2 separate regions of the Homo sapiens genome follow, and region 1 is linked to region 2. The links are chromatin loops, found by intact Hi-C in ENCODE. Cell type or tissue: heart left ventricle. All regions are shown on one strand. Links, peaks and the distances in the headings refer to the core of each region. The heading gives the core; the rest is flanking DNA. Region 1 holds the start of ZBTB8A (zinc finger and BTB domain containing 8A). Region 2 overlaps ZBTB8A (zinc finger and BTB domain containing 8A).

Region 1 (5,376 bases), core at 255-5,254, 66 kb before region 2:
GGGCACCTGTAATCCCAGCTACTCTGGAGGCTGAGGCAGAGAATTGCTTGAACCTGGGAGGCGGAGGTTGCAGTGAGCCGAGATTGCATCATTGCACTCCAGCCTGGGTGACAGAGCAAGACTCCGTCTCCAAAAAAAAAAAAAAAAAAAAAAAAAAAAAGGAATGGATTATCTTCCTCAAGATTTGAACTGAATAGGTGGAAACAGGGATGGGGGTTGGGTGGGGTGGGAGACAGAGTTTAAGAGACTAGCACTGGTTAATGGTGGAGCTCTAGCATACAGAAACGTGCTCCCAAAGCTAGGAGAATGAAGGTGAGGGACAAAACTCTCATTACCTCTTCCTTGCAACAAAGAGGTTATTTTTGTTTGTTGTTTTTGTTTTTGTTTTTGAAATGGAGTCTTGCTCCGTCACCCAGGCTGGAGTGCAGTGGCACGATCTTGGCTCACTGCAAACTCCACCTCCTGTGTTCAAGCCATTCTCCTGGTTCAGCTGCCCCAGTAGCTGGGATTACAGGCGCGCACCACCATGCCCAGCTAATTTTTGTATTTTAAGTAGAGATGGGGTTTCACCATGTTGGCCAGGCTGGTCTCAACCTCCTGACCTCGTGATCCGCCCACCTCGGCCTCCCAAAGTGCTGAGATTATAGGTGTGAGCCACCACACCCGGCCTCAACAAAGAGTTTATCACCAACCTGATGTGCTCTCTTGAGGAATATGTTTGTGGAACTCTTTTGCATGTTTTAATTAACTAAGGCTAAAATAAAACCTTTGGCTAAAACCATGTCCAGGTCTTTCTGGGGGAATTCTCAATGGGGGCGCTAGCAGAGTAATCTGAGTACATCCAACACACCAGACACCTAATGGTTTTCAAATATGTTTCTACTTACCTGTTCAGAAGGTGAGGAAATGCAACTAAATAGCAAAGCACCTCTGCAGTGACACAGAAGTGACATTGAGACAATTGTGAATATCTTGTATCCTCAAAATGCATAGCTAATTATTCCTGAAATCAAAGTTACAAACTGTCCAATATGAATGATTTTGAACAGGAGAGGAATCCATTAAAAGCTAAACGCAAGTTTTGATAATTTGAACCTTTTCCCTCCAGTTTTACTATAACACAGTACTTTTCAGTACCTGACCCCAGCATAAGGAACTAGAAAACTAATTTATAGAAGTAATGCTTCTACAGTAACAGTGAAAATCCATTGATTTACTATTTTAGCAAATGTATAACCTGATATCTGTACTCTAAATATTAGAGACGTAAATTTGTCAGAGGAAGCTTGGTGTACGATGAATGCTTGCATTGGAAAAGACGCAACTTGCTATTTTTACTAATTTTATATTTCTCTGGACTTAACTAAGAATTATGTTCTCTTATCTCAGCCTCTCTGGGTTTTCCTATTCAAATGAAATGCTTCTGACCTGTACAGGTTTAGAAAAGGTTATCCTCAACTAAAATAACTGCTTCAGTACAAGGGAAAATTCTGTGGAAATCTTTTGCATTTGACGTTGCTAAACTTAAGTACAATAATGTCACATGTACTTATACAGTAATTGTGGGCACGCCTAAGTCCCTCCCTCTTTCCTAAACCAAATCCCCAGATCCTAGAAATCCAGCCCTTCTGCCCTCCGGAGGCGCCTTTCCCAACGTAAAGTACAATTTTAAATTTCAGCTCCTGACTAAAATCATGATCCGCAGTCAACTGCTAGAGAATCTGGGCACCCCGGTGTCTCTGGAGCGTGCAGCGAGTGTGGGCAAGGGCAGGGGGAGTGGGCGAAGCTGCTGGTTGGTGCCTGAAATCTGTGCGTTGCCCCTTTAATTGTGTCCCCAGCCCTCGGGCGTTTCTGTCCAACGCCCACGTCAGCAAATACCTTTTGTTTCTCTCACGTTGGGGCTACTTGTTTTAGGGCGCAAAGGAACGGCCTCGAAAGGGGGTCCTTCCCCAGCCGAGAACCAGGAATCTTCCCTCGGCCCGCGCGCGCGACCGGCCGGTGCGCCGCGGCCCGCGGTAAGTGGCTGCACGCGGCGCCGGCGGAGGGCGGGCGGGCGTCGGGGCTGCCCGGGACCCGCCGCGAGCCTGGCCGCGGGCTCTGACGGCCCGGGCGGCGGCAGTGCTGGGATGCGGGCCCCGGGCGCGCCTCCCCCAGACGTCCCCGGGCCGGGAGCGCGGCGGGAGGCGCCCGGGAGGGGCTGCGGGACAATGGCCGCGCCGTCGCCGCCCGCGCCCGCCTCGCCGCCCGGCCCGGCCCGGGGAAAGGCGGGAAGGCGCGCGGAGCCTCCTGGAGGCGGCGGCGGGAAGGCGGCGGGGACGGCGCCGGGCGTGTCTGGAGCCGTCGGGCGCCGCGGACTCTGGAGGGGCTCGGGCTGCGCGGAGCAAAGACGGGCGGCCGCCGCGGGGGCGCGCGGGGAGGGCAGGGCAGGGCCGGGGCCGGAGTCTCTGCGGGCGCGGCCAGGGGCGCTGCCGGGGAACCTGGCTCCCAGGGCAGTAGCCCGAGTTTCTCGGTGCAGCCTCCATCCTTGGTTTTATGTCAAGATGCGACATCTGGGCTTAGAACCGAGGGCGAACTCACCGCGCCTAACCAATGTTGAGCTCCCAACTATTTGCTTCTGGACGGAACCTTACATGCTCATCTCTACCCATGCGGACCGCCTCTTTTGTGAGTTAGTCAGCGGCTTGTTCCCTTCCCCTTCAGATGCGCTTATGTATCCCCGATTGTTCCAATGGCCCTACTCCACATCATTCTAAGACGCGTTTGGAAGCGGTAGATTCACACACACCTGGTGGGCTTCTAACCACACACGTCAATATCACCTCTATGCTTGATAAACCTTTATAGTTGCACAACTTTAAATGGAGTGCTTTCACCTATATGAATTATTTCACTTAATTTCACATAAAACAACCACCTAGTCAGGCTGACGGTAATTCCACTTTGCAGATGAGGGAACACGTATGAAGCATGGCGTTTCACCTCTAGGCTAGGGTGACCATAGCCGCCCAGGGCCTCCTGTTCCCGCCCTGCCTTCCCTCCTAAGGCACCTCCAGAGGAGTCTTTAGAAGGGCCAGTCTTAACACAGCGCTTCCCTGCTCTAAAAACCTTAACTGATCTTTTTCAGGAAAGCCTCCAAAATCCTCAACAAGCTTCTGCTCCAGTCTTATCTCCTCCATGCCTCAGGTATGGATGCGTTTGTAGACTGGAGCAAGAGCCCCTCACTGATAAGCAGGGATCAGATGTCTTTATTCCTGGGAACCTCTCTGGCCACACAAGTGGCAACTGGGAAGTGAGAATCTGGCTTAGGGCCCTTGATCAAATGGGTGTCTGGGTGGATTGTGCTCTAAAATGTCAGCAGGAGGCATAATGAGTAGGGACTCCAGGAAGGAGGCCACACCACTAACCCTTATCTCCTAGCCCTGAAATCACCAGCTTCGCTGTTGATAATGATTTGGGGCCATCAAAAACTTTGTAAGATAGAGTAATTTAATTCATCGTATGTCATTTAAATCTAATTTTTAGATAAAACTGTGTAATAGACTTAACTCAGTGACACAATGATATGTTAATCATATTTAAAGATTTGATGTGTTTGATTCCCTTGAATGAAGCTTTTGCCACTTTTCTGCTCAAAATTGGTCAGTGGCTCCCCATCTTACGCAGTTTAAAAGCCAAAAGCTCCATAATAGTCTATGCAGCCTTACAAGCACCTGGTCTCACCATGTCCTACTTCTCTCATGATCTGCTTTCCCTTTCTGACTCCATATCCCATTGCTTCCCCCATGCCTCCTTGCCTGCTCACCTCAGGGCCTTTGCACTTGCCGTTCCCTTTGCCTGAAATGCTCTTCCCCCAGACACCCACATGACTCTCTTACTTCCTTTGGACTTTACCCAAATGCCATCTTCTCAATGAGGCTTTCCTCAACTATAGTTTTGATTCTCTTAAGTGTTTTTATTAATTCTAAATCTTTTCTGTCTCAGGCCATTTGTGCAGCTATAAAAATACTTTGGGACTGGGTAATTATAAAGAACAAATTTATTTCTCACACTTCTGGAGGCTGAGAAGTTTAGGCAGTTTGGTGTCTAGTGAGGGCTGCTCTTTGCTTCCAAGATGGCACCGTGTTGCTGCATCCTCTGGATGGGAGGACTGCTGTGTCCTCACGTGGCAGAAGGAATGGAAGGGCAGAAGAGGCTAAACTCACTCCCTCAGGTGCTTTTATAAGGGCACTAATTCCATCCATGAGGGCAGAGTCTTCGTGGCCCAATCACCTCCTAAAGATGATACCGTTGCAATCGGGATGAAGTTTCAACATGAATTTTGGAGGGGACACAAATGTTCAAACCATAGCTCTTAAATGTTTTTAATACAGACGATCACTGACTTACAATGGCTTGACTTACGATTTTTTGACTTTACAGTGCGTTTAATGGGGTATTAAATGCATTTTAAACTTACAATGTTTTCAACTTAAAATAGGTTTATTGGAATGTAACCCCATCGTCAGTTGAAGAGCATCTGTACTTAATTCTAAATCTTCCAAAGCTGAAGGATCATTTATCCATCAAGGAATACAGTTACCACTCTAGTTAGCTGAAGTTCTTTATGACTCAGGAACGTTTGCTAAGCAGGCTAACAAGATTAGTTTTGCTGACCCTGGTGGGACACATTAAATTTTAGATTAATGACTATATATCTTAAAAGAGTTGATCTTCCCAGCCGAGTGTGGTGGCTCACACCTATAATTCCAACACTTTGGGAGGCCAAGGCCTCGGGGGTCGGGGGGGCGGGGTGTGGATCACGAGGTCAGGAGTTCGAGACCAGCCTGGACAAGAAGGTGAAACCCCATCTTCTTTACTAAAAATACAAAAATTAGCACACAGTGGCAGGCACCTGTAATCACAACTACTCGGGAGGCTGAAGCAGGAGAATCACTTGAACCTGGGAGGCAGAGGTTGCAGTAAACCGAGATTGCGCCACTGCACTCTAGCCTGGGCGACAGAGCAAGACTCCGTCTCAAAAAAAGAGAGTTGATCTTCTCAACGACAACCTTAGTTCAAGTTACACTCGCTACTTAAATCTTCAGTCTACTCATAGAAATACATGTCATTGGCTTCTATTCCAAAGACTTTCGAACTTAATGGTTCCTAAAATGTGTAATTGTCTTTCCCAACCACCTTTTTAAAGATCATTGAACTTGATGGAAATCTTGAATTCTGTTATATTCTTGGGACTATTATAATATTTAACTCTTACAGATATTTAAAATGTTTCCATTTGGATTTTGGATGTCCCATATAAATTGATCTAACTTGCTGTTTCAACGTATAAAGTCACTCTACTGAAAGAAGAAAATCTGAAATGCATTACCGATTTCC
Region 2 (5,332 bases), core at 1-5,000:
TCCTATAAATGAAGTAGTGCTTGCATGTGTGTACTCTAATGCACTTTAGTCTATGATCTAAATGTCCTTTTATGCTATTATCTTCTGCATGCAAACTTTACATACATCAGCATGAATATCCAACATTCACTGAACACAGTGCCACCAGCACTTGTAATTGCCTTTTCAGAAATAATGCTTTCTCATAATTGTTTATAACGAGCATCAAACTATCCCCACAAAATGATCAAGTTCACCAAACTAGACAAAGAATCTGTTGTATCATTTTAACATCATAGAAGAACATTTAAGACATGTTTGTAAGTTGTAAATAATGACTCCAGTTATAGCATATATATCTAAGACGTTAGAGACCAGTTATTTTCTAGAGTGAAACTGTCTATTGATGATTGAGAAAATTGAATTCTTTGGTTTTTACATGTGGGCAAATGTTACATAGGGGTATAATCTGTTTAAATAAGCTTTATTTATGCCAAGGATTTTTTTTTTAATATCAAGACTTGGTTAGACCAAAGTTTGCTCTTGCAGGAATGCCATTTATCAGCTTCTGAATGCCCTTCTAACTCCATTACCCTCAAGAGTGTCTGGGTATAGGATGAAGCATTACAAAAAGAAAGCACCACTGCAGTCATGCCTAGTGTCTGGGAGAAACAAAATGGACTAGACCTGCAGTTTAAAATAATTTAACCCGAGAAACTCTTCAAATGAATTGTTTCCTAAAGATGCTCAAATTTAAGGGATAAACTCTAAAATCAGAGCTGCTGTGGTTAAAGTCCCCCACAAACCTTTCCCCAGACACCTCTGCAGAACTCAGGTGCACAATGTTGAAAACCATGGAATTAGACAACTTCCTGAATTCCCTTTGAGCCTTGCAGCCTCATTTCGTTACTCCTGTTACTCACGGTGCTTATAAGCAGGTAACCATATGGTCTCTTAGTGAAGCAAATCACATCCTTAGCACATGATGTTCCTTCTATGGGTATCAGATCTTAAGACTTTTTAAAATTTAGGAACAAATGTTTCAATATTATATTTTCAGTAATGCAATCAAAATAAGCATAGTTACTGTTTTCTGTACGGCTAAGTACTGCCTAATGGATGAAAGAAGTTTGGTGCTTCAATTATTTATGAGCTCAGAACTCAATTCATTAAAGTTATTTTGCCAAGTCATGCCAAGATATATTGAAATTTCCACTCATATTGGTTTTTAAAATTTTTTTTAGTCCTAAAATTAATAAGTATGGAAAATCACTAAAAGCAGTGTAGGATAAGGTGTGTTTAACTGGCCGGGCACGGTGGCTCATGCCTGTAATCCTAGCACTTTGGGAGGCCGAGGCGGGCGGATCACTTAAGGCCAGGTGTTCGAGACCATCCTGGCCAACATGGTGAAACCCCGTCTCTAGTAAAAATACAAAAAATAGCTGGGCATGATGGTGGGTGCCTGTAATCCCAGGTACTCGGGAGGCTGAGGCAGGAGAATCGCTTGAACCCGGGAGGTGGAGGTTGCAGTGGCCGAGATCGCACCACTGCACTCCAGCCTGGGTGACAGAGCGAGACTCCATCAAAAAAAAAAAAAAAAAAAAAAAAGATGTGTTTAACTGGGAAGGGTGATAATAATAGAATAATAGGTACAGGAGGACCAAACTTTAGATTATAAACCAGAAAGTTTTGTTATTTTATATAAGTGTATCAGTATTACTATTTATCATTTATATAGCATTTTATATTTGCAAAGTGTTTAATAATTTTTGTTATTCTTTACATATATATGAAATAGGACAGTTATCCCACATGAACGGTAAATAAATTGAGGCACAGAACAGTAAAAAAACCTCAGGGTCAGGCGTGGTGGCTCACACCTGTAATCCCAGCACTTTGGGAGGCCAAGGCGGGTGGATCACTTTAGGTCAAGAGTTGGAGACCAGCCTGGGGCAATATAGTGAAACCCCTTCTCTACTAAAAATACAAAAATTAGCCAGGCATGGTGGTGGGCACCTGTAATCCCAGCTACTCTGGGGGCTGAGACAGGAGAATTGCTTGAACTCAGGAGGCGGAGGTTGCAGTGAGCCAAGATCACGCTACTGCACTCCAGGCTGGGTGACAGAGCGAGACTCCACCTCAAAAAAAAAAAAAAAAAAAAAAAAAAGAACCTAAGACAACCCAGTGAAATGGTAGCAAAAAATAGGAAATATAATGATCACATTTTCTGAATCCTAGACCATCAGCCTAATTCACTGAGGTGTGTTGTGTATCACTCTATTTTATAGATGATTTTATATAAGTAACAGTGGATTGTTTTAAAGCTGACGTCATTGTATGTGGATACATTCTATATGGAATAAATGTTATGTAAAGGATGTGACTTTAGTTATGTCACAGGATCCTTAGGGTGTTGCTTTGCCACCAGCCAGAAACCTCTTGGCCGGTGGCTCCTCTGCTTGGGTTTTGCTTGTGCCTGCTGGGCTCATTCCACCCATGTGGACTGGCAGGCTGTGGTCCACTGGTGGTACCAGCCTGGATCTCATGCCTGCCGAGGGTGAGCCAGGCACGGAGTGACGGGTGTGTGAGTGAGCTAGCGTGGGGTCCGGCCACTGCACACAACCAGGCACACTGGCTGCAGTGGGGTGGACAGCTCTAGGCGCTGGCACAGGCACCAGCTCCATGCCAGGCTGCAGCGGGACCAGACGTACTGAAAGCGGCTTCCGCTGCGGGCATCAGCATTTGGACAAGTGGAACGCAGTGGTGCCCGAAAGCTCAGAGATGCCGGGAACTGCAGACCCCCAAAGAGGGTGTTACAGCATGTCACACCATGGCTCAGGGAGCCCCGAGGTCTGGGCTGCCAGAAGGGCTGCAGCTCTTCTCTCCTTCTCGTCGCCCACAACGTGGTGAGCAGGGAGCATGTTTCAGCCCTGCTTGTGTTACAGCTCTTTCAGTCCACCATTTGGTGGGTCCCGAGTTCTTTTCCTGCATCCGAGAAGAATGAGGTACGCAGACAACTGGAGGGTGAGCAAGGCCGAAAGGAGCTTCACTGAGCAACAGAACAGCTCTCAGGAGACCTGAAGTGGGTAGCTCCTTTCCACAGGGCAGAGAGGAGCTTCACTCTGCAACAGAACAGCTCTCAGGAGACCCGAAGTGGATAGCTCCTTTCCACAGGCAGGTCGACCTGATGAGTGTCCAGATGACCAGCTCTCACCCAAGAGGAGACCTGCAGGCAGGTCCTTTTAAGGAGACTCAAAGCGGGTAGCTCCTTCCTGCAGCTGGTAGTCCTGACAGCCGGCTGAGTCTGCTGAGACCAGGGGTTTTTATGGGCTCAGAAGGGAGGAAGTGCATGCTGCTTGGTCTGTGGGTGTCCATGGGCAGCCCAGAAAACACCACAAGTTCTTACTCTAGCCCTGGACTCCACCAGGAACTGCCAGACCAACCCCCAGGCTTCAGGCATTCCCTGGCTTGAAGGGGGGATTTCACTGGGAACCCACCCTTTTCCACCCAGGAACCTGTCTGCCTCCTGCCATCAACATGCCCTCCATGGTGCCCAGACTGTGCCAAGGGGCGCCTGCAGGCCCAAACCAAGCCACCGTCATCAACCCCCTGACTGGCTTCCCTCCCACGCACATGGGTGCCCAAAGTTTAGAGGGGGCTGAGGTGGCAGGGGGCTGGCGTGTCAGTGCCACCTCTAGCATGCTCAACCTGGCCAGGTCACGACAACACCTAGGTTTGGCCCAACTTTGCTCTGCAACAGAGCAGGTGCAGGAGCAGAAAGAGGCCAGGGAATGGGAGCAGGCACTTCTGAGCCTGTGGGCGCTGGGAGCTTCCCAAGCCCTGAAGAGTGCAGGGATGCCCAGGTCTGGAGCCGCAGCTGGGCGGCTGCAGCTGTGCCCAGAAGTGTGGGACTCCAGCCCTGCCGATTCAGTAGGGGCAGGGCTCCTGCCTGTAGCCAGCCCCTGTGGGCTTCGTGGAGCCGTGAGCCTCAGCTGCGTTTCCCTCACTGCAGCTGGCATCGCAGCAGCGGCTGTTACAGACGGGCCACTGGTGCCTTTAGTTACAAGAGTTTTAATGATAAAATTCAAGTTATCACAGAAATGGTAGTATATAGCCAGCTGTTTTATATATTGTGAAGTATAAGTAACATATAATTTTGATACAGGAGTTTCTTAACTATTCCTGCTAATGGACCTATGAATAGGCCAGAAAAATGAAATCCACCGAGAATCTGTAAACTTCATTTTCACGTCAGCCTTCTCCCCACAGAACTGTATTAATGCCACCAAAAAAGTAAAATATTTAAATATAATGTTAACAAGTAATGAACCACACAGCAATAGAAGCAAAGGGACTCTTGAAGTCAAAATATCTTGAAGTCAAAATATTTTGCAATTACTGAAATAGTATAACACTTTTCCCTACTCTTTCTTTTTTTTTTTTTTTCTTCAAACCATCAAAATCCGTTGCATACTTTCTCACCTTTAAATAGGAAACCAGAGGCTGGGTACAGTGGCTCACACCTGTAATCCCAGAATTTTGGGAGGCCGAGGTGGTCGGATCATTTGAGGCTAGGAGTTCAAGACCAGCCTGGCCAACATGGTAAAACCCCATCTCTATAAAAAATACAAAAATTAGCCTGGCGTGGTGCCGCATGCCTGTAATCCCAGCTACTCAGGAGGCCGAGGCACAATAATTGCTTGAACCTAGGAGGTGGAGGTTGCAGTGAGCTGAGATCACGCCACTGCACTCCAGCCTGGGTGACAGAGCAAGACTGTCTCAAAAAGAAAAAAGGAAACCAGAGACCAGGGAAATACCCTTTACCTTTACCTTTGCGCTTAGCTAGATCATTTGCAAGCAGAATTTTATACTTTGCCTGCTTTGCTCTTTCAGATTTCCAGATACACAATTCCATTATATAGTTTCTTGATTTTCCCCTTGGGAAAATCATTTATTTCCTTGTTGATATTACTTACAACTACTTATTTTCTTTATTAAAGAGAAACTTATTTTTATTCAGCCCATAAGGGAAAAAGGGAACAACATTTCTGCCTAGACCAGAGATCCTCAACTTTGGTTGCACATTAGAATCACCTGTGGATCTTTTAAAATACAGATGCCTAGGCAAATCAGAATCTCGGGCAGGTGGGGCTTGGGTGTAAGTATTTTTGCAAGCTAGGCTGGCTGGGCACGGTGGCTCACACCTGTAATTCCAGCACTTTGGGAGGCCAAGGCGGGTGGATCAGGAGGTCAAGAGATCGAGACCATCCCGGCCAACATGGTGAAACCCCATCTCTACTAAAAATACAAAAATTAGCTGGGTGTGGTGGCGCATGCCTGTAGTCCCAGCTAC

The links. Peaks named below come from ENCODE experiments on the same cell type or tissue, not always from the same donor. Only the 100,000 strongest peaks of a DNase experiment are listed, where the experiment ranks them.
Region 1: a loop joins it to region 2, with 2.0 times the contacts of the local background. A loop is called at or near these places in 14 of 110 quality-filtered maps.

What each region holds. Positions count from the first base shown.
Region 1 is chr1:32,537,558-32,542,933 of GRCh38, forward strand. It overlaps ZBTB8A (zinc finger and BTB domain containing 8A), which reads left to right and starts at 1,870. Exons shown (of 5, transcript NM_001040441.3): 1 at 1,870-2,015. It overlaps LOC124903952 (a long non-coding RNA gene), which reads right to left. Exons shown (of 2, transcript XR_007065669.1): 2 at 4,019-4,272. RefSeq lists a silencer at 2,233-2,602. In heart left ventricle, for the core only: no CTCF peak of the experiment used is centred there; DNase peaks (open chromatin) are centred at 1,914 and 2,354; H3K4me3 peaks cover 2,078 bases; H3K27ac peaks cover 899 bases.
Region 2 is chr1:32,603,585-32,608,916 of GRCh38, forward strand. ZBTB8A (zinc finger and BTB domain containing 8A) reads left to right here. Exons shown (of 5, transcript NM_001040441.3): 5 at 1-2,357. It overlaps LOC102723870 (a long non-coding RNA gene), which reads right to left. Exons shown (of 3, transcript XR_426677.5): 3 at 4,965-5,332. Among named protein-coding and RNA genes, the nearest start is that of ZBTB8OS, 44 kb to the right of the region's middle. RefSeq lists an enhancer at 2,996-3,496. In heart left ventricle, for the core only: no CTCF peak of the experiment used is centred there; a DNase peak (open chromatin) is centred at 2,683.